2 separate regions of the Mus musculus genome follow, and region 2 is linked to region 1. A link is a loop called in an ENCODE intact Hi-C map of the cell type or tissue named here. Cell type or tissue: heart. All regions are shown on one strand.

Region 1 (2,500 bases):
AACTTCCTGCCCCGGGTTGAGAGACCACTGACAGTCCATAATGATGCATTATGAGTCTTGAAAGTAAGTAGTTGCCAGCCTGGGTTGCTCTATCCATCAATGTCATCTGTTAAGATTGACAAAGAAACAAACGCAGTTCCAGACAAGGAAAAACTGCAGAAGATGCTTAAAGGAACATTATACACAGAGGAAGGAGAAAGGCAAACCTCAATTGTGAGGATCCAAGGAAGAATCCATCTCATGAGAGGAGAAAACTAAGGAAGGGCAGCTAGGAAGGACGCCAACAGATCTAACAGTGGTAAACAAGAAAGACCCCCATACTGTCAATAAAACAAGCAAACAAAAAACAACAAAGCAAAATAAAACAGAACAACAACAACAACAAAAAATAACCCAAACAAGCAAACAGCATCCTAGCCAAGCAGTAAAGCAATCAACAAAATTGCAAGCACTAAAGAACTTTTAAAATAACAACACAAAATGTAAATGGTCTTGTTTACCAAGAAAGAGACACACACTAGTTAATTGGATTAAAATTCAAGGTGTGTGTGTGTGTGTGTGTGTGTGTGTGTGTGTGTGTGTGTGTGTTCACAACCATCTGTGACTTCAGTTCCAGGGGATCCTGATACCTTCTGGCCTCTGTGGTTAGGCACCAGGCATGCATATGCAGGGGTATTCATATGGTGCACAGACAGACATGCAGAAAGAAATTCGTACACATTAAAAATGAAATATTTTTAAAGAATTGAGGTGGATGAGAGAATGAATGACTCAGGTATGCTAAAATTTCCAGGAAATAAACCGGGCCAAAAAAAAAAAAAGCTATCAGACTAGGTCAGCAACAGACAAAGATCTGTATTTTCAGCAGCAAAATAAAATAGGAAACTTTGCAAAATCGAATAGAAGAGAAAGCCCAGAGGCCACCTTCAGGAATTCATGCAGTTTGTAGCACTCTCCCTCTCATCAAAAGGAGTACATAGCCAGCATGTAGCCTGGCTTGAGAAGTGGCTTCAGAAAACCAGCGCTGGCTGTACTTCCGGTAGCTGCTTTAAAGAGGAGAAAGGGAGGGAAGAGGGGACAGAAGTTGCAGCAGCACAGGGTGGCAGACACTCGAAATAACCTTCTCTTTGGCACTCAACTGGATCTGTGTCAAGAAGCCATTAAAACAAACAAACCAAAAAAGGACAAGCTGAGTCAGCTGCTTTGCCACCCCAAACACACCCTGAACGACACACCAGGGAAACCCAGAGGAAATGTCAGGCTGTAAGCTGAAACCTGGCCAGAAGGATACTTCTAGACTGTGGGGGAAGACATTTGAATCAGCGCCAGAGGCTTCAGGGGACACAGGCTGTCCTTTTCAAGAAGGGGGTGGGGTGGGGTGGTGGTGTCCCTAGAACCGCATCCTCGGGGGTTTGAGCGGCTTTTGCAACCTGACTCCTGCAGGAACTTCAGTGGGTCTGGCCAGCGTTTGGAACCAGGCCCTTCAATGGGACCTGCATCTGCCACTCAAACGTGCAGGACTGTCTGGGGTGTGACTGGCAGCTGGGAGCCCAGGAAGGAAAACTGGGGAGGCAAGCCTGGAGCAAGAGAGCAGGCAAGAGACAGGGCAGGCTCTGCGTCTTCATCAACCGCAGACCCTTGCTCTGTTCTCATTCTGCCTTATTTTTTCTTTTTCTCTTCCAACCGTAAATTAAAGCAATCTTTTTATTTTTTCTTTGTGGTAGACTTTCCAGAGAACACAAGCTGGCCTGGTTGGCGATCTCCTTGCCTGAGCCTTCCGGGCTGGGGTTATTTTGGATTACCTAATTGATTTCTTCGCTTCTCTTCATTCTACCTTTAGGCAGACTGCCTTTCTCCTTCCTTTATCCCTATTGGTCTCCTTCCATTGGTTTTCATTCCTCTCCTTTTTCTTTATCATCCCACTAACCGCTGGTTTTCCCATTTCCACTCAGATCAGCATCTTAGCGTGATACTGTTGGGACTCCTGTGTTTCATACAGTGACTGAGTCCAAGAGAATTGTTGGGGGTGGTTCTTACTGTTATTGCTATTGTTATTGTTGTTCCTATTGCTGTTATTGTTATTGCTACTGTTACTGCTATACTATTATTATTGTCATTGTTATTATTGTTATTGGTGGTGGTGGTAGTAAGAAAAGGGATACCTCAATTCTACTAATTCTAGTCCAATTAGGGCATTGCAAATACTTCCATTGAAAAAAATGAAGATAAAAGAAAAATATAATTAATGATCTAGTTCCCACATCTGCAGGACCCAAAGCAAAAATAAATAAATAGATTTATAACCAAGACAACCAGACTCCCCAAACTTACAAATCCCAAAGTAATAGATGCCAAGGATTGGATTAAATGAATTCCAAGTGAAAGAATTAAAAACTATCAAAAGCTTCATTCTTCTTTATGTATGAGATAGATAAACAACACTTCAAAAGACAGACTTAAGCAACTGGTGCTAAGAAAACTAGAATCCACATGGAAGAAT
Region 2 (2,500 bases), 160 kb before region 1:
GTGTAGCTCTCTCCTACTAGAAGGAGGGTCTTAAGACTTAGATAATAAATAGAGGTTACAAGGTGCAGGAAGTTCCTGAAACTTACAGGACTCATAAGGGTTCTCCACAAGGTCTTAAATCAGCACACAACTACTGAGCAGAGAATGGTTGTTGAAGTTGCCAGCAAGATATGAAAGGAGCTACTGGGATCCAGTTTCTGTGAGTTGTGGTGCAGCTACTTTTGAGCAAGTTATTGATTCACTAAGATAGAGATTTGGGTAGAAACATTTCTTTATTCTCTCATCGATGTCCTATCTAGAGTGAGCACACATTTATTTATATTTTGTAAAAAGTCACACAACACAACAGTGGCTCACACAGGGAAGTCCTGAAAAAGGGCCCTGCATCTCCATTGTCTGAGGAGCTTGGTTCTCACACCAGCTCACCCATAGTATTCATCAATTTATTAAAATTAACATTTGCTAGGTACTAACTCACCTGTGGTATTTATCTACTTATTAAAATGGTTTAACTGAATCATTTTATTAGCTTCTCTGTCACTTGGAGATATCTGCCCAGGTAAGTGATATTTAAACCCTGTTTAAGTAATAGGTTCTCCCTGTGAGAACTTGTTATTAACCAGATTTTGGGTTATTTGGTTGACCTATGACCACATTTCTCGGGTGAGTTAAAACAAACGTATTCGTGTGAAATTTATCTTTGTTTGTGTGTTCCCCTTTACCTACCCCAACCCCATGCAAGGGCAGAGATAGCTTTGCTTCCTGAGCTGACAAACGAAGCCAGTTCCTCAGTCTTGAATGCACAGAAAGAGATGCACTCTCAGCCAGATATGTGATCCCAAGCTACTGGCCCTCCTTCCTGGAAAGATGACCTATGTAAACTAGTTCACAGGGCCTGCTCTTGTTTGGAGAGGCACATCTGCATGGAGCTGAGCTTGCCAAGAAACCTCAAGCTGCTCAGCCAGTCTCCTGAGCATGGCAACATTCCCATTTCTCATGCTGGAAAGAGCTTCGGAAAATAGGAACAGGGACTAAGCTGTGCTTCAGCCCGGGCTTATATCCTCCAACATGAGAGGAGCCAGCTGGGGGTGGGGCTGTCATGGTTGGAATGGAACCTCAGCAGAAACCAAATCCTAGGTATTGGGGTTGCTAGGGTCAGCCATGGTCAGTATGCCAGTGTTGTGTGTAGCACCCAGGGCTTGTAGCTCACTGGACCAGGGCTAGGAATAATGGCTCCAGAGTGGAAGTAAAAACTTCTCGTTTTTAAATCAGGGCATATGGTAGAACAGTTTTATTTAAGGGAGATTATGGTTCTTGGGATGTGTCTAGATAAGGATTTTACTCTTGCCTAAGGGAAGTGAACATGCCTGTTGCTGAAGGACAAGTCAGCCCCATCTCCTCCCTCCAGGCCCTGGGGAGGGTGGAATCCAAGCACCATGGAGATGACCCTTCCACTGAATGAGTTTGTCCAGTCTGCACTGAGAGTCAAGCACAGCTTGTTTGCTTTTGACACCATAATCTACGGCCCTGTAATTCTGGAGGCCAGGAGTGGAAACTGAGGTACGGGCAGGGCCGATTCTTCCCAAGGGCACAAGGAAGAAGTGTTCCAGAGCCATCTCCATCTATATCTTCTCAGGCATTGCCTTTAGCCTCTGTGCAAATACTCCCAAGTTCAAAATTCTCCTTCTTGTAAGGACCTGCTCTAGTCCAGCATCACCTCATGTTAAGCAATTTCCTTTGCACAATGCTGTTTCCAAATAAGGTGCTTTACCGAGGTTCTAGCGATTAGGAGGACAGTTCATCTTAGGTTGGCCACAAGTCCTCTTATACAATTCCTTATATTAGGGGTGGGCTACTGAGACCTGAAGGAAAAATGTAGTAGGTGAAGAACATTTCACCATTGATACCACCGAGGCCCAACTACACCAACTGCAACGGCAAAAGCTGTTGATTGATTCTAGCCAGATTCTTGGTCATTTGAAGTTACCATTGTAATGAGTTGACCTCTTAGTGACAACCTTCCCAGAAAAGAGTTCCACAAAGGCACAGTGATTTTTTTGAGGATCAGAAGAGAAGGTGATACATTGAAATCAGACAGAGCTACACACATGTTGGGAGGGAGACTAAACTGAGCCTATATAACAAGCCAGGAAACAGAGACTAGCAGAAAAGTTTTTCAAAACCGGTGGTCTTAGCCACTCAAAGGCCCATGGGGCTGCACAGGTAGGGAAAGGGGAAATCAGCAGAAATGAATTCGGGGAAGGAGCCTATTCCTCTGGACCTCAGGGACTGTAGATGCAATATTAAGATTAAAGGGAGCAAGTGGAGGGATTAGAACTCTGTGCCTAACTTGTTCTTCCTTACATTTGAAGAGGACAACTCTTAAAGTTGGTGACACATGATGAACAAGTTGGTGCACAAAGCCCTTCCTAGGCCTCAAACTTAATGGCTTTGTCGTGGCCCCATGCTCAGCACAGGGGAATGCCATCTGTCACCTTCT

What was found. Hi-C counts contacts between places; a loop is a spot of excess contacts. Peaks named below come from ENCODE experiments on the same cell type or tissue, not always from the same donor. Only the 100,000 strongest peaks of a DNase experiment are listed, where the experiment ranks them.
Region 2: it touches region 1 in a loop (4-fold over the local background); 2 of 42 quality-filtered maps call a loop at or near these places.

What each region holds. Positions count from the first base shown.
Region 1 is chr6:116,979,460-116,981,959 of GRCm38, reverse strand. No RefSeq gene overlaps it. Among named protein-coding and RNA genes, the nearest start is that of 2810048H02Rik, 170 kb to the left of the region's middle. In heart, no CTCF peak of the experiment used is centred here; a DNase peak (open chromatin) is centred at 1,419; H3K4me3 peaks cover 703 bases; H3K27ac peaks cover 792 bases.
Region 2 is chr6:117,136,454-117,138,953 of GRCm38, reverse strand. No RefSeq gene overlaps it. Among named protein-coding and RNA genes, the nearest start is that of 2810048H02Rik, 15 kb to the left of the region's middle. In heart, no CTCF peak of the experiment used is centred here; a DNase peak (open chromatin) is centred at 973.